Regions from separate parts of the Homo sapiens genome. Here region 1 is linked to region 2. Evidence: chromatin loops called from intact Hi-C (ENCODE). Cell type or tissue: K562. All regions are shown on one strand. Each heading gives the region's core, and the rest is flanking DNA. Links, peaks and the distances in the headings are about the cores only.

Evidence for each region. A loop is a pair of places that touch in the nucleus more often than their neighbours do. Peaks named below come from ENCODE experiments on the same cell type or tissue, not always from the same donor. Only the 100,000 strongest peaks of a DNase experiment are listed, where the experiment ranks them.
Region 1: a loop joins it to region 2, with 3 times the contacts of the local background. A loop is called at or near these places in 2 of 110 quality-filtered maps.

The regions. Positions count from the first base shown.
Region 1 is chr10:37,869,893-37,880,365 of GRCh38, reverse strand. LOC124902413 (a long non-coding RNA gene) reads left to right here and starts at 6,433. Exons shown (of 2, transcript XR_007062116.1): 1 at 6,433-6,473; 2 at 7,167-7,406. In K562, for the core only: no CTCF peak of the experiment used is centred there; no DNase peak of the experiment used is centred there.
Region 2 is chr10:37,932,175-37,942,647 of GRCh38, reverse strand. No RefSeq gene overlaps it. Among named protein-coding and RNA genes, the nearest start is that of ZNF25, 39 kb to the left of the region's middle. In K562, for the core only: a CTCF peak has its summit at 4,580 (motif pointing right); no DNase peak of the experiment used is centred there.

The sequences.
Region 1 (10,473 bases), core at 4,104-6,603, 63 kb after region 2:
AATAAATAAAAATGGAGGCAACATTTTTAAAACTAAAAATAAATTTTTTTAAACCACCAAGAATGGCCAAGGCAGTCTTAGAGAAGAACAAAAAAATGTGTGAACTCACACTAATTGTGGTTGTCAGAATTCTAAGATGAGCCTCAATGACTTACATCGTTATGTAATCTCCTCCTGTTAGTGTGAGAATTTGTAGCTCCAGTAAAGATTATATTACATTATATGGCAAATGGATTTTGCAGTTATAATTAAGATACCTTAATCAGTTTATTTTGAGTTGATCAAAAGAAAGATTGTCTTGGTGGGCCTTACCCAATCAGGTGAGTCCTTAAAAAGAAGGTAAAGTGGCCGGGCATGGTGGCTCATGCCTGTAATCCCAGCACTTTGGGAGGCCAACGCGGGCAGATCACGAGGTCAGGGGTTCAAGACCAGCCTGGCCAACATGGCGAAACCCCATCTCTACTAAAAATACAAAAATTAGCTGGGTATGGTGGCGCGCGCCTGTAATCCCAACTACTCAGGAGGCTGAGGCATGGGAATCGCTTGAACCTGGGAGGCGGAGGTTGCAGTGAGCAGAGATCGCGCCACTGCACTCCAGCCTGGGTGACAGAGTGAGACTCTGTCTCAAAAAAGGAAGGTAAAGTATCAGAGAAAAGTTCCTACTGGCCTCTAAGAAGAAGCAAACTATTATGGGTTCTCATTTATGGGAAATGAATTCTGCCACATGTGTATGGGGGACTCTGAGCCTCCATTAAGATTAGGTGTCTCAGGCAATATCTCGGTTGTGGCCTTATGCCTGAGCACAGGACCTAACTAACCCATTCCCAGACTCCTGATCCATGGAACCTGAGGTAATAAATTTGTGTTGTTTTGTGGCAAACTGTGGTAACTTATAACGAAGCATTAGAAAACTAACACACTAGTGGATATAAGAATTTATTATAGAGTAATTTAAGACAGTGTGGTATTGGTGAAAGAATACATTGAAACACCAATAGAAGAAAAGTATGGTCTAGAAACAGACCTTCAAACATGGATACCTGATTTATTTTTAAAAGTTTCACAGCTGAGCAGTGAGGAAAAGGACAGTCTCAATAAACTATGCTGATTAAATGGGTTTAAATATGGGGAAAACTTGACTTCAATCTCACACAATATGTGAGAATCAATTCCAGATGAATTGTAGGTTAAAATGTGATGAGTAAAAACAACAGAACTTCAAAAACATAACATGAAACTATATTCACAAGCAAAGTTTTTTTTAAAGCAAGATACAAAAGCACTAACCATAAAGGAGAAGACTGAAATAAACTGGACCACATTAAGAATGTCAATTAATCAAAAGACACCATTAATGCAAAAAAAATGCAAATCAGAGAGAAAAAAATATTGACAACATATCGAACTTTTAAAGGGACTATACCCAGAATATATAAAATACTTCTAAAATCAATACAAGCAAGATGACCTAATAGAAAAATGGGGGAAAAGATCTGAACAGTCATTTCACAAAAGACAACACTAACATGGCCAATAAACATGCTAAAAGTGCTCACCCTAAATAGTCAACCATTGGGAAAGATTATTGGGAAGAGGATGTTCACATAGTCTCCATATTCCAGCCAAAGATTATTAGTTTAAAAAAAGGAAAAGAAAGGCTGCTTTTCAAATGGAGATATTTGGTACCATTACAAATAGTGGTACAAAGAGATCATATAAAAATTACATAATAAACTGGCATAAGATAAATGTATAGGCTGGGCGTGGTGGCTCACGGTTGTAATCCTAGCATTTTGGGAGGCCGAGGCAGGCGGATCACGAGGTAAGGAATTCGAGGCCAGCCTGGCCAACACAGTGAAACCCTGTCTCTACTAAAAATACAAAAATTAGCCAGGTGTGGTGGCAGGTGCCTGTAATTCCAATTCCTTGGGAGGCTGAGGCACAAGAATCACTTGAACCTGGGGGGTGGAGTTTGCAGTGAGCCGAGATCGTGCCACTGCACTCCAGCCTGGGCGACAGAGCTAGATTCATTCTCAAGAAAAAAAAAAAAGAAAAATGTATAATCTGAATCTAATTGTGAAGAAAAACAAATCAGTCAAATACAGATGTGCAGGCATTCTACAACAGTGCTTCTAAGCGTGGTTGCATATCTCCTGGGTATGGGAATATTTAAAGAGCTTCAAATGATTCTAAAGAGCAGTTAAATTCAAGAATAACTGTTCAACAAGACTCCTGACCAGGACTTATTTTAAATGCCCATTATTATGAAGGAATAAAAAAAACCATCTTTGATTGGCTCTTGGGCCCAGCAAAGCTACAGAGGACATTTTTGGGGAAAATGGAAATTTTGTTTTGTTTTTTGAGACGGTAGCTCATTCTGTCACTCACACTAGAGTGCAGTGGTACGATCATAGCTCACTGCAGCCTTGACCTCCCAGGTTCAAGTGATCCTTCTGCCTCAGCTTCTTGAGTAGCTGGGACTAAAGGTGCACACCGCCATGTCCAGCTAATTTTTAAAAATTTTTTGTAACATGGGGTCCCATTATGTTACTCAGGGTGGTCTTGTACTCCTGGGCTCAAGCAATCCTCCCACCTTTGCCCCACAAAGTGTTGGGATTATAGGCATGAGTCACTGTGTCTGGCCTGGAAAAATTACACATAGATAAAGACAGAGAGAGAACGTGTGGAAGAATACTTAAAACTGTTGAATCTAGGTAAACTGGTGTTTATTGTCCTCTAAAAAGGACAAACTGGGAATAAGTATCTGTAACTTAAGTGACAAAGAAAAGGCAAAGCGTTCCTAAAAATACAGAAGGGAAGGCTGGGCGCAGTGGCTCACACCTGTAATACCAGCGCTTTGGGAGGCCAAGACAGGCGGATCACCTGAGGTCAAGAGTTCGAGACCAGCCTGGTCAACATGGCAAAACCCTGTCTCTACTAAACATACAAAAATTGGCCGGGCATGGTGGCTCATGCCTGTAATCCCAGCACTTTGGGAGGCTAAGGCGGGCAGATCATGAGGTCAGGAGTTCAAGACCATCCTGGCCAACATAGTGAAACCCATCTCTACTAAAAACACACAAAAAATTAGCCAGACATGGTGACAGGTGCCTGTAGTCCCAGCTACTCACCAGGCTGAGGCAGGAGAATCAATTGAACCTGGGAGGCAGAGGTTGCAGTGAGCTGAAATCGTGCCACTGCACTCCAGCCTGGGTGACACAGCGAGACTCTGTCTTAAAAATAAATAAATAAATAAATATACAAAAATTAGCTGGGTGTAGTGGCAGACGCCTGTAATCCCAGCTACTTGGGAGGCTGAGGCAGGAAAATCACTTGAACCCAGGAGGCAGAGGTTGCAGTGAGCCAAGATCGTGCCACCGCACTCCAGCCTGGGCGACACAACAAGACTCCATCTCAAAAAACAAAACAAAACAAAACAAAAAACAAATGATTACCCTTTAAAGTTAAAAAAAAATGTAACTTAAAATTGCATTGAACCATTCACTCCTATCAGACTGGCAGAAACCCAAAAGAATAACACATACACTTAGTTTGGTTTGCTACAGGCATAAAAGCATACTCATATCCTGCTCGTGAGAATACAAAATAAGCAGCCATTATGAAGTGAAATATGGCAGTATTCAGTTACATTATATATGTATGAATTTACCACTGGACCTAGAAATCCCACTTCTAAGAATCTACCACAAAGACACATTAGCCAAAAATTGAAAAGATGGGGCCGGGCGCGGCTGCTCACACCTGTAATCCTAGCACTTTGGGAGGCCAAGGCGGGCGGATCACCTGAGGTCAGGAGTTCAAGACCAGCCTAACTAACATGGTGAAACCCCATCTCTACTAAAAATACAAAAAAAAGTTAGCCAGACGTGGTGGGCACCTGTAATGCCAGCTACTCAGGGGGCTGCGACAGGGAGAATCTCTCGAACCCAGGAGGTGGAGGTTATAGTGAGCCGAGATCATGCCATTGCACTCCAGCCTGGGCAACAGAGCAAGACTCCATCTCCACAAAAAAAAAAAAAAAAAAAAAATTGAAAAGATGTAGGCACAAAGCTAAAGCAGTATTTATATTGCAAAAGACTGGAAACAACCCAAATGTTGATTAGCAAACAACTGGTTGAAGGTATGTCGTACACTCACACTACAGAGTGCTAAGCGACTGAAACAAGACCTGAGGAAGACCTGCATATCCCACTGCAGAGTGAACTCCAGGTGCTATTATATGACCAAAGGAAGTCTGAGAAAATCAAGTATAATGTGGCAGCTTTTATACACAAAAGGAAAATATGTGTATCCCCATACAGATCTGCTTATATTAAAAATAACAATAAAAAGATAAGTCATAAAACAAAATAAATCATTCTTCATAAGGTGAGGAAAGGAACAAGGAACCAGATGGAGGGAAAGGGATGAATCCCAGACTGATCTCTGAATATACTTTGCTTTACAGATTTGTCTTTGGAAACATTTAAATATTTTTCATAATTATAAAAAATGATTTTCAAAATAAAAACTCTAAAAACAAACAGCAATGAAACAAATAAATCTAATTATATCTAAAGTTGATGCCGTACCACTCAGAGAATTATTTCTGCTAAATTTAAAACAAAGGAATCTAACTGTATGTCACAATGGGGCTGTGCCTTAAGGACAAAAGAACTGCAAAATAAATCTTAAACTGGTTTCAAAAATATTTTGTTAACAATAATATTGGTATTGTTATTTTGGTATATTATGCTTTACAGGATAAAGCAAATAATCATGTTAATGCCCTTTGGAATATAGATTTTCAAATTAAGAAAAAAGGCCAGGTACGGTGGCTCACAACTATAACCTCGGCACTTTGGGAGGCCAAGGCGAGTGGATCACTTGAGGTCATGAGTTGGAGACCAGCCTGGCCAACATGGTGAAACCCCCTCTCTTCTAAAAATACAAAAATTGGCTGTAATCCTAGCACTTTGGGAGGCCAAGGCGGGTGGATCACTTGAGATCAGGAGTTTGAAACCAGCCTGGCCAAAATGGTGAAACCCCATCTCTACTAAAAAAAAAAAAAAAAAAAAAATTGAAATTAGCCAGGCATGGTGGTTGGGCACCTGTAATCCCAGCTAATTGGGAGGCTGAGGCAGGACAATCGCCTGAACCCAGGAGGCAGAGGTTGCAGTGAGTCGAGATAGCACCATTGTACTCAAGCCTGGGCAACAAGAGTGAAACTCCGTCTTGGGGAAAAAAAAAAAATTAGCAGGGCGTGGTAGTAGGCGCCTGTAATCCCAGCTACTCAGGAGGCTGAGGCAGCAGAATTGCTTGAACCCAGGAGGCAGAGCTTGCTGTGAGCCAAGATGGTGCCACTGCACTCCAGGCTGGCTGACAGAGTGAGACTCCACCTCAAAAAATAATAATAATAATAATAAGCCGGGCACAGTGGCTCACGCCTGTAACCCCAGCACTTTCGGAGGCAGAGGCAGGCAGATCACCTGAGGTCGGGAGTTCGAGACCAGCCTGACCAACATGGAGAAACCCCATCTCTACTAAAAATACAAAATTAGCCGGGCATGGTGGCACATGCCTGCAATCCCAGCTACTCGGGAGGCTGAGGCAGGAGAATCGCTTGAACCAGGGAGGCGGAGGTTGCAGTGAGCAGAGATTGTGCTATTGCACTCCAGCCTGGGCAATAAGAGCGAAACTCTGTCTCATAAAAAAAGAAAAATAACACAAAGATTACTATAAAGGATTTCAAATTTATAAATTAGTAAGAAATATAGAACAAAATCAATAGAAAAGTACGTAAGGTATATGAACAAAAGAAAACTGAAAGGCTCAACCCTACAATCAGAGAAATTGAAATCAAAACAGTGAGATTTTCTTTATCCACCAGATTGGCCATAATTTTAAAATATGACTATATTAATTGCTAGGAAGAAGATAAAGAAAATGGTACTCTCGGCCAGGTGCAGTGGCTCATGCCTGTAATCCCAGCACTTTGGGAGGCTGAGGTGGGCGGATCACAAGGTCAGGAGATCGAGACCATCCTGGCAAACATGGTGAAACCCCGTCTTTACTAAAAATACAAAAAATTAGCCGGGCGTGGTGACGGGTGCCTGTAGTCCCAGCTACTAGGGAGGCTGAGGTAGGAGAATGGCATGAACCCAGGAGGAAGAGCTTGCAGTGAGCGGAGATTGTGCCACTGCACTCCAGCCTGGGCGACAGAGCGAGACTCCATCTCAAAAAAAGAAAAAAAAAAGAAAATGGTACTCTCATAAACGGCTGTGGTACGGTAACTTGGTAGACAAACTGGTAGCACCAAGTAACTCTGGAAATCCTTTCTCGCTCTGTTGCGCAGGCTGGAGTGCAGTGGCTCGATCATAACTCACTGCAGCCTTGAACTCCTGGGCTCAAGCAGTCCTCTTGCCTCAGACTCCTGATTAGCTGGGACTGGAAGCATGCACCACCATGCCCAGGTAAGTAAAATTTTTTTTTTGTAGAGACAGGGTCGCCCTATGTTACCCAGGCTGGTCAAAGACTCCTGGGCTCAAGCAATCCTCCCACTTTGGCCTCTCGAAGTGCTGGGATTACAGGCATAGGCCACTGTGCCCAGCCTGGAAATCCTTTCTCTTTATGCAGACAAAGTAAAGGATGTTTACTGAAGTATTACACACAATAAGGAAAAACGGAAATGACCTAAATGCCTTTCAATGAAAAAATGGATAAATGCAGTATGGTCTCAGAATATATGGAATAAAAAGGAATAAACTAATCAACTTGGATAGATCTTCTGTGCAATATTAATTTTTTTTTACAAGCTGTAGTAACATATATACCAAATGAGATGGGCTATATAATTCTAAAAAACATAATAAACAAAAATATATACTCTTCCATGATACAAACATACATCTCCACGTACTTATACAAAGAGAGTAAGAATCCAATGCATGTATGTAAATAGGATGGAACAGGGAGTCAAGGATCAAAACCCAGATGTGGTGGGCTGAACAATGGCCCCACAGATATCCACGTCCTAATCCCTGGAACCTGTGACTATGACTATAAATGGCAAAAAGGACTTTGCAGATGTGATTATGAAACTTGAAAAGGGGAGATTGTCCTGGATTATCCAGGTTGGCCATAAATGTAATCACATGTCTTTATAGAGTCAGAGGGACATCTGACTACAGATGAGAAGGCATTTTACAGACAAAGGCTGACTGAAGTCATCACGTGCTTTGAAAATGGAAGGGGCCATGATAACCTGAAATAAGCAAGAAAACAGATTCTCCCTTCACAGCCTCCAGAAGGTACCAGTCCCGCCACCACCTTGATTTTAGCCATATGACTAATTGCAGACTCCTGATTTCCAGAACGCTAAGATAATAAATGTGTGGTTTATGCTACTACATTTGTGATAATTTGTTACATTCAGAAACAGGAAACCAATACATGGGGGATATGTTATTTACCACGAGGTTGAAAAGATTCCTTGAATGAGATGTCATTAGAAGGAAGGTAAGAGAAGAGGGTGGTGTGGCGCCACAGGAACCAGCAGCACAGGCTGTGCAGAAAACAGGCAGTAGGGTCAGGTGCTGCAGAAAGGTCAACTAACTCAAAACCTGCAAAATACTGGTGACAGACCACAGTCTGGGAAAATGGCAGAGAGGGGAACGCCCAGGGTCCATCCCTCCACAGAAATACGGGAAAAAAAAGTCAGAGCAGCTTTATTAGAATTCTGGAATATAGACAAAGGTTTACAGCAAGTAAGCAAATCTTAATCAGGAGAATGGCAGCTGAAACCTGGTAGGAAAGATCTATGTTGTTTTAACTCACCTTCGCCCCATCCCCCTCACAAGCTGTATGAGTTTGCTAGCGCTGTCATAATAAAGTACCAGAGACCGGGCAGCTTGAATGACAGAAATGTATTTTCTCACAGTCTGGAGGCTAGAAGTCCAAAGTCGAGGTGTCAGGAGGGCTGCTTCCTTCTGAAAGCTCTGAAGGAAGGTTCTGTTCTAGGATTCTCTCCTTGGCTGGTAAACAGCCACCTTCCCCATGTCTTCACATGGTCTTCCTTCTGTACATCTCTCTGTGTCCAAATTTCCCTTTTAAAAGGACAACAATTGATATGGTTTGAATTTGGGTCCCCGCCTAAATATCATGTCAAACTGTAATCTCCAATGTTGAAAGAAGGGGCTGGTGGGAGATGACTGGATCATGAAGGCGGATTTCCTGCTTGCTGTTCTCATGATAGTGAGTTCTCACAAGATCTGGCTGTTTTTAAAAGCGTGTAGCACCTCCCCCTTCACTCTCTTCCTCCTGCTCTGGCCATGCAAGATGTGCCTCTTTCCTCTTTGCCTTCTTCCATGGTTGTAAGTTTCCTGCGGTCTCCCCAGTCATGCTACCCGTACAACCTGCAGAACTATGAGCCAATTAAACCTCTTTTCTTTATAAATTACCCAGTTTCAGGTGTTTCTTTATAGCAGTGCAAGAATGGACTAATTAATACACCAGTCATATTAGATGAGGGCCCACCCTCATGACTTCACTTTAACTTTATTATCTCTGTAAATAATCTATCTCCAAATAAGGCAATGTTCTGAGGTACTGTGGGTGGAGCCTACAATGAGTGAAATTTGCAGGAGGCACAATTCAACCCATAACACTGACTCAGTAACAGTCCTTAAGATGAAATCCCGTATTCCTGGTATGAGTTCCCAGTGCTTGAAGGAGCAGAATAGAGCTGGTTCTCAAACAATTGGGGTTGACTGTTTTGCTCTGTCTGGTGGTGGCCGAAAGAGTAACACACAGTGCTAAGAACTCTCAGACAGAGAAATGACAATGTGGCAGGCACCTATTGAAATCATTTAAAGGTAAATGAACCAGCTGTGGCCTTTGGGGCAAAGGATATTAGTTGGGGTGAACAACAGATACATAAAAATAAGCCTGGGAGGAAGAATGAGATGCTTTTGGGCTTTGGAAAAGCTTCTATATACTCCTGGGAATCCAGATGATGACACAGCAATCTAGGACAAGGCCCATGCTCAGAAAAGACCTGAGAAGGCCCTAATCTTTCACCTCTGTTAAGTGGTAAAACTATCTCTGCTTGTAGATGACATTTTCTTATGAACAGAAAATCCTTGAGAATCCACAGGGAAACCATTAGAGCTAATAAAGAAATTCAAGGCTGGGCGCGGTGGCTCATGCCTATAATCCCAGCATGTTGGGAGGCCAAGGCGGGCAGATCACAAGGTCAAGAGATCGAGACCACCCCTACCAACATGGTGAAACCCTGTCTCTACTAAAAATACAAAAATTAGCTGGGTGTGGTGGTGCATGCCTATAGTCCCAGCTACTCCAGAGGCTGAGGCAGGAGAATCACTTGAACCCAGGAGGCGGAGGTTGCAGTGAGCCGAGATTGCGCCACTGCACTCCAGCCTGGCAAAAGAGCAAGAGTCCATCTCAAAGAAAAAAAAAAGAAAAAAAGAAAAAAAAGAAATTCAATAAGTTATAAGACCAAGATTAACACAGAAAAATTAGCCATTTTTCTATAGCAATTAGAATCCAAGAAGTAAATTTTAAAAACAATTTATAATTTAAAAAAAATTCTAACTACAATAGCATCAAAAGAATACTTAGGAATAGATTTAACCAAGTAGGTCTGAGACTTATACACTGAAAACCATAAAACTTTTGCTGAAAGAAATTAAAGACCTAAATAAAGGGACAGATATTCCTTGTTCATGAATAGAATACTTAATATGGTTAAGAAGGCAGTACTTCCCAAAGTGTTCTGCAGATTCAATACAAAATCGAATAACCTTTTTTGCAAAAACGGACGTGACCGTCAAACTCATGGAACTGCAAGAGACCCTGAAGAGCCAAAACAATTTTGACAAAGATAAATAAATTGGGACTTACACTTTCTGGCTTCAAGACTGCTACAAAGCTACAGTAAACAAAACAGTATGGAACTGGCACAAAGACAGACATATAGATCAACTGAATGGAATTAAGAGTCCAAAAAGAAACCCATACATCTATGGTCAACTGATTATCAACAGGGGTGCCAAGACAATACAATGGGAGAAATAATAGTTTTTTCAAAATTAGTTTTGGGACAACTGGATATCCACAGGCAAATAAATGTGAAGTTGGACCACTTCCTCACACTATAAACAAAAATTAATTCAAAATAGGTCAAAGTCCTAAATGTAAGCGCTAAAACCATAACACTCTTAGGAGAAAATATAGAAGTAAATCTTCATGACCTTAGGTTTGGCAATGGATTCTTAGATATGACATCAAAAGTATGTGCAACAAAAGAAAATATACATTAACCAGACTTCATCAAAATTAAAACCTTTTATGAATTAAAGGATACTATCAAGAAAATGAAAAGAAAACTCATAGAATGAAATATTTGAAAATCATATATCTAACAAGGGTCTAGTACACGAGAGTACTCTTAAC
Region 2 (10,473 bases), core at 3,126-5,625:
GGTGAACATAGTACCAACATCAAATCCCGAGATATAAAGCCTTAATCCCCATGACATGCCTTAATACCATTGAGCTGAATTAGGGCTATGGACAGTTATAGTAAGAGGATTGCAATTTTTTACAGTACACTGTCTAGGACGGGAAGTGCGAGTTCTGGAAAGTGTTGAGGACCAGGTCAATCCTCCAGGGTATGTGGCCAGGGTTACACATGACCAGTGAGGGCAGAAAAACTGATAAGAATCTAGACAACTAGAGTCAGGGTGATTTCCAGGACAGAGGTAAAAGTCAACGCTCTGGAGTCCTTTTTCTGCACCTTTAGAGCTTCCACATCTAGTCCGGCTTCCTGTGTGTCTGGACCCTGCAGCGAGGTTGACATTTCCTGCTCCCATAACCGGCAGGTTGGGTTGTTTTTCATGGGTTTGGGCAGGCTCTGGGAACAAAGCACATAAATCGACTGCAAAAGAGACTTCCTTGGAGGTTCCTGCCTTCCAGGTGGTGTTTGCAAACACACATACTGTCGTGAAAGAAGTGAGGAGAAAAGAGTAGAGAGGGGCAGAGGGCGTAATAGGCGGAAACAAACAAAAGAGGTAAATAAAAATGATTAATCCGATGGCTTCACTTGACTTATGCGCAGTTTTAAGGGGCATGGCCCAGGCTTGGGGATCCATGTTTCTTGCTGGGCTTTGTTCGCCTTTTTGATGTGACAGTGATGAATCCAAGAAGGAATGCCATCCACTTTCAGAGCCATCGGCGTGGTGAGGATGACAGTATGAGGTCCTTTTCAGGCAGGAGTGAATCCTTCCTTCTGGAACTTTTTAACCTATACTAAGTCACCTGGCTGGAAAAAGTGGCAGGGCCCAGTCTGGTCAGGAACTGGATTGGAGTGTGCTCCCTGGACAAGTGGCTGGATGGTGTCTCATACCTGTTGGAGAGACTGCAGGTACTGAACAAATTAGCTTGTGAGATTTCTGCTAAATTGGTATCCCTTAGCTTAGGCAAGATAGGCGGAGCCCTTCCATACATGATTTCAAAAGGTGAAAACCCAGCCCAGTAAGTGGTGTATCTTACTCTAAGAAGGGCTAAAGGAAGGAGCTTTACCCAATTCTCACTGGTCTCTAGGATTAACTTAGTAAGAGTACTTTTTATTGTGTGGTTCATGCGTTCTACCTGTCCAGAGCTCTGGGGTCAATAGGTGCAATGGAGTTTCCATTTAATGTTTAATGCCTTGCTGACTGACTGAGCCATGGACGAGGTGAAGGCTGGTCCATTATCAGACCCTATGGCAACAGGCAGCCCATGTTGAGAGATGATTTTAATGAGTAAAAGCCTAACTACCATGGTGGCAGTTTCGTTTCCAGTGGTAAATGCCTTAGTCCATCCCGAAAAGGTGTCTATTAGCACTAGGAGGTATTTATACCCTGCCCAGTGTGGTTTTATTTCTGTAAAGTCAACTTCCCACCTTTCTCGGGGAGAGCCTCCCTGGAGGCGGTGGACTGAGCTGGGCTTAGGACCTTGTTTGGTGTTTACCTGAGCACAAGCCATACACCAGAGAGCTGCTTGGTTAGTTAAGTCCTGAAGGTGGGGGATGTTGAAATGGCTCCTTAGAAGCTGGGCCAGTTTTATTCCTCCCAAATGGGTGGCAGAATGCAGATGATTGATTAAAGTTTCCCCAGGGGCTTGGGGCATAAAGATTCTGGAATCAGGAAGAATCCACCAACCTTCCTGATATTTACTGGCCCAAAGATCTGAAGCTTGTTTTTCTTCCTCTGGGGAGTATTGTGGGTGGTCTGGTAGGTCAGGTTGCGGAAAGGACACAGTGGGCAGCAGGGTCAAAGGCGTGACTGGGAGCCAAGCTGCCTCTCGAGCTGCAGAGCCTGCTTTTTGGTTACCACAGGCAATAGCCATGCCTTCTGTTTGATGACATTTGCAGTGAATTACAGCCACCTGCGGAGGAAGCCAAACAGCTTCAAGCAGGGCCAAAATTTCTTCTTTGTTTTTAATAGTCTTTCCTGGTGAGTAGCCCTCACTCTTGATAGATGGCTTTGTGTACATGTACAGTAGGAAAAACATACCTGCTGTCAGTGTAGATGTTAATACGTTTGTCCTTACCCCATCAGAGAGCCTGAGTGAAGGTGACCAATTCAGCCTTCTGTGCTGAGGTACCTGCCGGCAGTGCCTGGGCCCACAGTACATCTGTCTCCATAGTAACGGCTGCACCAGCCTTTCCTACTCCCTGTTCAAGGAAGCTGCTGCTGTCAGTAAACAGAGTGGAGTCCACCTCCTTTAGAGGCACATCTTGGAGATCAGGTCGGCCAGTTTATGTAGTCTCTAACAGTTCTTGGCAGTCATGGACAGGTGTGGTAAGGTCTGGATCAGGGAGAAAGGTAGCTGGATTTAAACACCTTGTGGGAGAGAAAGTTAACCAAGGCTGATCTAACAGTAAACTCTGATACTGCAGGATGTGAGCATTCGACATCCATTTGCCAGAGGCCCTTTGTAGCAAAGTCTCTATGGCATGAGGAGCCATAAGGGTTAAATTCTGGCCCAGAGTCAGTTTATCAGCCTCCTGGACCAGGCTTGCTTTTGCCGCTATGGCTCACAGACAACTTGGTCACCCGGAGGCCACAGGGTCCAGTATCTTAGACAAATAGGCCACCGGGCATCACCATGGTCCTAAAGTTTGAGTGAGTACCCCTTTAGTGACTCCCTGGCTTTCATGAACAAAAAGATGAAATGGTTCTGAGATATTTGGGAGGGCAAGAGCAGGGACCTCAGTTAATGCCTTCTTTAGATTTTGAAAAGCCTGTTCTTTGTCAGTCCAAACTAGTGGGCCATTCCCTCTGGTAGTGGTGTACAGGGGCTTGGTGATTTCTGCGAACCCCAATATCCATAAACGACAGTATCCCACAGCCCCTAAGAATTCATGTACCCATCTCCTAGTGGTGGGAGTGGGGATTTGCAGGATGGCTTCCTTTCGAGCAGTGGCAAGTGCCCTTTCTCCCTTGTTTATCTTGTATCCTAGGTAGAAAAGTCTGGGAAGACAAAGCTGGGCCTTCTTGGCTGAGACCCAATACCCGAGTTCCTGAAGGAGGTAAAGTAGGTCCCTAGTATGTTGCAGGCAGCTGTCAGTGGTTTCAGTAGCCAAAAACAGGTCGTCTATGTACTGGAGAAGCGTGCAGTTAGGGTGACTGGCTCAGAACGGTATAAGATCTTGTTGGAGGGCTTCCCCAAAAAGGGTGGGGGAATTTTTTAAACCCTGGGGTAACCAAGTCCAGGTTAATTGAGTGGTGTCTCCTGAGCCAGGGTCCATCCATTCAGAAGCAAATATAGGTTGGCTTTTAGGGGCCAGAGGAATAGCAAAGAAAGCATCCTTTAAGTCAAGAACAGTGTATGCTGTATGTTCTGGTGGAAGCAGGCCGAGTAAAATATAAGGGTTAGGAACAGTTGGATGGACAGTGACTGTCCACTTGTTAACTTCCTGCAAGTCCTGTACAGGCCGGTAATCATTTGTTCCAGGTTTCTGGACCAGCAAAAATGGAGTATTCCAGGCAGACTGAATATGGGGATTGATTCCCTCTCTAGCCCACTGACTCATAGGATATTGTTTTACCTGGACTGGCAGGGCAGTGGCCAGGAGTTCTACAACTACTGGCAGATGGTGCTTTGCCAGTCCTGGGGGGGTTTGACTTGGCCCAGACTTGAGGAAAGAGAGTCTGTAAATCCAGTAGGAGAGGATTAGTTTTATTCTCCAGCGGTTGTGAGGGTGAAACTAAGAGATATTCCTCTGACAAAGGGGTGGTTAGCAGGAGCTGGGTGGTAGAGGGTGTTGGGTCCCCTAATGTGAGGTGAGCTTATTGGGCTGAGAAGGAGATGGATGCCTGCAGCTTATGAAGCTTATGAAGTCCCTTGCACAGCCACCTTTTTTATTAGAGACACTGCCCAAGGGTGTTTGCAGTACCAAGTCTTCCGCCCCAGTGTCGATTAGGAAGCATACAGGCTGGGCCCCCACTGTGGCAGTCACCAAGGGCTCCTGGGGGTGAAGGAAGTGGCAGCCCCGGCCCTGTCAATCTTCAGATTCATCCACAGCAGGGAGGGTGAGGACCTTTTTCTTCTCTTGTTTTTCCTCTGGTTTTAATGAGCATTCTTTTTTCCTGTGTCCAATTTGTTTGCAATAAGCACATTGGTTTCTTTGTAGGGGAGCCTGCTCACCTTTTTGGCCTTTCTGGTGGGGACCTGGGGTCCCCTGGCTGGTGCTCTGTGATGGGGGCCCTGCCTTCTTGCTTCCTTGGATGGCAGCCACTAAGATCTTTGCCTGTCTTTTTGATGCTTTGTCAGCAGCCTTTTCAGCTGCCTGAGCTACCTGTTTTTGCCTTTCAAACTCTCAATTGTCAAAAACTTTCTGGGCTATTTGAAAAGTTGGCTGCTGTTCATTCCAGCAAATCCTTCCAGCTTTTGTAATTTTCTTATAATATCAGGGGCTACCTGAGTCACAAATGCCAAATTAATAGCATGGCTATTCTCGGGAGCCTCCGGGTCAAAAGGGGTGTAAATCTGATAGGCCTCCAGGAGGCGTTCTAGAAACACTCCTGGTGACTCATTAGGCCCCTGGACAGCTTCAGTTGTCTTGGACAGATTCATGGGTTTTTGAGTGGCTCCCTTGATACCCACAAGGACATACCAGTGAAAATTATCCAAAGCTCTCTTCCCACCCGAGGATTTTGTATCCCAATCAGGCCAGGTAGAGGGAAAAGTCTCCTCAAGGAGGTCCCGGGCTTCCTCCTCTGGTCTACCAGCTGATGTGAGGAAATACTTTCTGACCTTTCTTCGGATATGGTCCCTCTCTTCAGAGGTGAAAAGGGTTAAAAGAAGTTGCTGACAGTCATCCCAGGTGGGCCGGTGATTCCGGAGCACGGACTCCATCAGTGAGGTCAAGACCTGGGGCTTTTCAGAAAAGGGGGGATTATGAGCCTTCCAGTTGTACAGGTCAGAAGCAGAGAAGGGGACATAAACTAAAAATGGAGCAGAGCGCTCATTGCCCAGAGGGATTTGGGCCTCTGTCAGTGGGAGAAGGAGGGCCACCTCCTCCAGCCGATGCCGTAATTGGGTGGCTATAGGTGGAGAGGCCACAGGGGATGTAGTCGAGGAGACAAGGAAATATTCTGGGGCGGGGCGGGGGGTGGGCAGGAGGGTTATAGGGAGGCAGAAATGGGTGAAGAGAACTTTCCTCTTCTTCAGAAGGAGACTGTACAGGAGGAGCCGAAGGCGCTGAGGGTTGGGGCAAAAGTGTGGTCCAGCTCAAAAGGACCTTGGAGGTGGGATCATGAATGGCACGTGAGCGGAGCCATGGAGGAGGGCTCTGGACCAAATCTAGCCATTGATCAATGTAAGGAAACTGATCAGGGTGTCCGGGAGTTCCAGCCATGACCCGCCACACAGCCTGAACAGTTGTGAGGTTTAATGACCCTTCTGGGTGCCACCCAGTTCCAAACTGTGGCCATTCTACTTCACAGAGTGTCTGGAGTTTGCCTTTCTTAAGGTGGACTCCGTAATCCTCTGAGAAGCCCAGAGAGAAATTCTGCAACATACATTGGAGAGGGCTGTAATCTCTACGGGGCCAGGAAGAAGAGTTTCCCATTCTGGAGGCAATTAACAAGGTTTAAGCAGAAATATTAAACCCAGCACAGACAGAGATATTCATGGCCTGGGGGGCTGTAGTATTGGAAGAACAGAAGTATTATAACCAGAAGAAGTAGGAAAACAACTATAGCCAACATTTCTTGCCACATAAGATCTGTCTCTTTAAGCTTTGAGATCTAGAGAGAGGACAAGAGGTGGGTCTGAGGCCAGTGGGACCTATGTGACCCCCCCCTTCCTTTTTGACTTATAGCCAAATATCTTTGGTGTCTCCCCGACTCAAAGGCAAAAAGTTCAAACTCAGCCCTTTCTTTTAAGGGTTTTAGGATGGAGAGCAGAGCCAAGTCTTGGAGGTGCTGGACTTGCTGTGACACAGGAAAACGAGCTGTGTGGGTTAAGGGATGGGGGTAAGGAGGAAAGGGGCCACTCAGATCTTTCCTAAGGTAGGAGAGTAGCCACAGGGGGATAGAATAAGGGTCCAGACAGAGTAAAGCAGCACAGGCATAGGTTTCTCTACATAGTGTGTTATTTAAGGGCACTGGAAAAGTTATGGGATGACAGAAAAGGTGAGCAAGGAAGTCCGCAGGGTGGCTATTTTGGATCCATCACTGGTCTAAGGAGGAGGTAGACCAGTCATTGGGGCATGGTGTATGGCAATCTAAATGGCAGCAATCTTTATGATGCCAAAATCCCAAATGGGCGAATGTCTTCCACACCCCTCCCCATAACAACATCTGATTAGTTTCTGACAGAAAAGGCAGGACTGGGATGGCCAGCCCAAATGACTGATGAGAGACTTGACCTCCTGGGATAGAAAATCTGTACTGAGGACCTTGAAGAAGTCCTTGCCCAGTCATCATGGGCAGTATTGGCGACCGGACATATAAAATTCAGACAGACACAAAACAGGACAATAGACACTAGGGTATAAAAACAAGTATGACAATTTTTATACACAGACAAGGGGAGGGAGTCTCATGATGGGATAATCAGATGCCCACCTGGCCACTCTCCTTGCAGGGACTTAGGCTCCTCTTGGCATTGGCAGACTGGTATAAACCCCTGGCTCAGATCGAGCTATGCCCCATGCTGCCCTAAGGCTTATAGGTCACCACAGAACTGCAGGTGAGGGCCCTCTCGAACTCCATAGCTTTTGCTGTGGAGCTACAAACTGGAAATTCAAGCACAAGCCCTTGAACTCCAAATTCACTCACTCACTCACACAGAGTTTATTACAATATTTTTTATTCCCATTCTAAAACAGATCTCCTAGAGACCTGAACAAGAGAAGGAGATAGAGAAAAAGAGAGAGAGACAAAAAGAGAGAGAGAGCAAGAGACTAGACTTAACAGAGAAGCCTGACGGAAACCAGGACCCTGCCTTCCAGCATCCTGGAGTGTGGACAGAGTCTGAGGGAGGACCCTCGTCAGGGCCATTTCCCTCCCAGAGAAACAGAGTCAGATCTGACTTACCTTTCTGGGACCAGAGACTGAGCACTCAGGAGTTGGATTTGGTTGGGCAGTCAATCCCGGCAGTCAATCCACTCCCCTCCGGAATACAGTGGCCCACGGGGCCCTGGAACGTCTTCAGGGGGTGCCTCCCCTATAAGCCCTCCATCTGTCCAGGGGAGCCCGGAACAAGTCTGGTCTTCACCCGGTGGCGCATCTCGCTGGGGCCTCCAAATGTTGTAACCGAGTGAGTTGTAGAGAAACGCCACACTCTGAGACTAATTCAGGAGTCCTTTATTGCTGGTGACCGAGAGACGGCTAGCACTCAAAATTCTCTCGGCCCTGAGGAAGGGGCTAGATTTATTTTTATACCTTGGTCTAAATAGGGGAGGGGGAGTTTAGCTGAAACAATTTTTACAGAAGCAGAGTAGGCAAAAAGTTAAAAAATTAATGGTTACAGAGATAGTTGCAGAAACATAAACAGTTCCAGATGCAGGGGCTTAAACTATCATAAAGAGATGATGTAGGGGCTTTGGGTACCATCCAACAAGCACGTCCCCAGGAGCTGCTTATACAGCTTGCCTCTATATCTTATCAGCAAGTGCATTCCTGGATGTGCTTGGAGTCAGCTTGCATTCGTCATACCTTTAAGGAAGGGGGGCTGTAAGTGAAGGAACTAAAATGGAGTCTGTCTGGCTCTCTCAGCTAAGAGAAACCATCAGGTTAAAACAATGTAGGGTAACACAAGATGACCATTTCCTATATTTACATCCTTAATCATGAATAAATATGTTACAAGAATAAAACCATGGCTAAAAATTACCACAATGTGTGGTCCATTATTTATTTCTTACTTTGGAACAAATAATAAAACAAGTTAAATTGTAAAGGCCCTTCAGATGAAAATAAATTCATTGACTAAAGTAATCCTTAAAAAATGAAATTGAGGACTGTACTGAGGTGAGGGTCAGATGACTCTAGTCATGGACATTTTATAATGGTTTTACTACATAAGGGTAGAGGACTCCTGACTGATGTGCTACCCACAGGGCCCAGGGGACACCAAAGTGATAAAGAGTGCACAAGTGCGTTGACTGTCTTCTATTGGCCACAATTCATAGTGACATGAGATGCGTTGTGAAACGGACTCCCAAATGCCAGTGGAGATGACAAAATTCTATTAGGAAGCACTAACAGTCAAAAGCAAAGTGGGTAGAAATACTATAAAGGACAGCAGGGCCAGAGTGGTAACTATGGGGACAGGCAGTAGCCAGTGAGGACATTGCTTATGTGACTGAAAAAGATCAACAATGCTTCACTTGGGTGAAGAGCAATATATACTTATCGTCTTGTCCCATGACTATGTTAACTCTCCTTTTCTCCATCACAAATTATCCCTCAAGGACCTTATCATGCAATTTTTCAGAGCATCAGGATCCAAGTACTAATGACATTACATCAATCTGACCTGAGATACAACAAGTGGCAAGTACTCTAGATGCTGCAGACAGAAACAGGAGCAGCAGAGGGTGGGGAATAGATGCTAAATATAGTCTGGGGCTTAGCACATCAGTGAAGCTTTCAGAGATACAGGGTTCTAGGACCTGCTAAGACATCCATCCAAGGCAAAGGACAAGTCACTGCACCTGCACTGTCTACTACTAAGAAAGAGGCAGGGCGATTGACAGGCCGCTTTGGACTTTGGAAACAGTGTGTGCCACTCTTGGCAATACTGTCTCAGCCCATTTACTGCCTGCTATGAGGCAAAGAGGACTGTTTCAGAAAGGAACAGGCTGTGCTGTAAGCCACTTTACCGCTCAGGCCATAGATCCAGTGGTTTTGTTAGGTAAGAATGCTGTCTGGAATCTTTGGAAACCACAATAGGGACAGTCACAGTGCAAACTCCTAGGTTTCTATGGCTGGTTCTTTCCTCAAATGGAAAAATCTCCATTTGAAGAGCAGCTCTCGGAGTACTACTGGTACTCTTAGTGTTTGACCAAGACAAGAAGTGACGCTGCAATGACATGCCATCATGCACTGGATATTGTCAGAGGCACCCAGCCTTATGATAGAGCTCATAGATGAAGCAGTAATTTATTGTATGATGGAAATGGTACACTCTGGAGGACAATACATTAAGTAAAAGACAAATACCACATAATATTACTTACATGCAGAATCTAAAAAGTTGAACTCATAAAGTAGAGAATAGAACAATAGTCACCAGGGGCTGCAGTGAGGGTTGGAGTGTGGTTAGGGAGATGTTGGTCAAAGGATACAAAATTTCAGTTAGTTTGGAAGAATAAGTTCAAGAGATTGACTGTGGCTGGGCGTGGTGGCTCATGCCTGTACTCCCAGCACTTTGGGAGGCCGAGGCGGGTGGATTGCTTGAGGTCAGGAGTTCAAGACCAGCCTGACCAACATGGTGAAACCCTGTCTCTACTAAAAATATAAAAATTAGCCAGGGAGGCTGAGGCAGGAGAATCGCTTGAACCTGGGAGGCAGAGGTTGTAGTGAGCCAAGATTGCACCACTGCACTCCAGCCTGGGCGACAAAGTAAGACTTCGTCTCCAAAAAAAAAAAAGAGATTGATTGTAAAACATAATAACTACAATTAATAATATATTGTCTTCTCAAAAAATGCTAAGAGAGTAGATTTTAAGTGTTCTTACCAGAAAATAATATCTATGTGAAGCAATGCATGTTAGTTTGATTTTGCCATTCTACAATGTGTGTGGGTGTAAACGCACATATATAAACATATATATACACACACGTAAATGTATATGTGTATATATACACACACACACACACACATATATGTTTCAAAACATCATTTTGTACACTATAAATATATACAATTTTGGCCAGGCATGGTGGCTCATACCTGTAATCTCAGCACTTTGGGAGACTGATGTGGGTAGATCACTTGAGTTCAGGAGTTGAGACCAGCCTGGCCAACATGGTGAAACCATGTCTGTACAACAAATAAAACTAGCCAGGCGTGGTGGCACGTGCCTGTAGTTCCAGCTAATTGGAAGGCTGAGATGGGAGGATCAATGGAGCCCAGGAGGGCAATTTTGCAGCGAGCCATGATCACTCCACTAAACTCCAGCATGGGCAACAGAGTGAGACCCTATATTAAAAAAAGGGGCAGGCCGGGTATGCTGCCTCATCTCTGTAATCCCAGCACTTTGGGAGGCCGAGGTGGTCAGATCACCTGAGGTTGGGAGTTTGAGACCAGCCTGACCAACATGGAGAAACCCTGTCTCTACTAAAAACACAAAAAAATTAGCTGGGCTTGGTGGTGCATGCCTATAATCCCAGCTACTCTGGAGGCTGAGGCAGGAGAATCACTTGAACAGGGGAGGTGGAGTTTGCAGTGAGCTG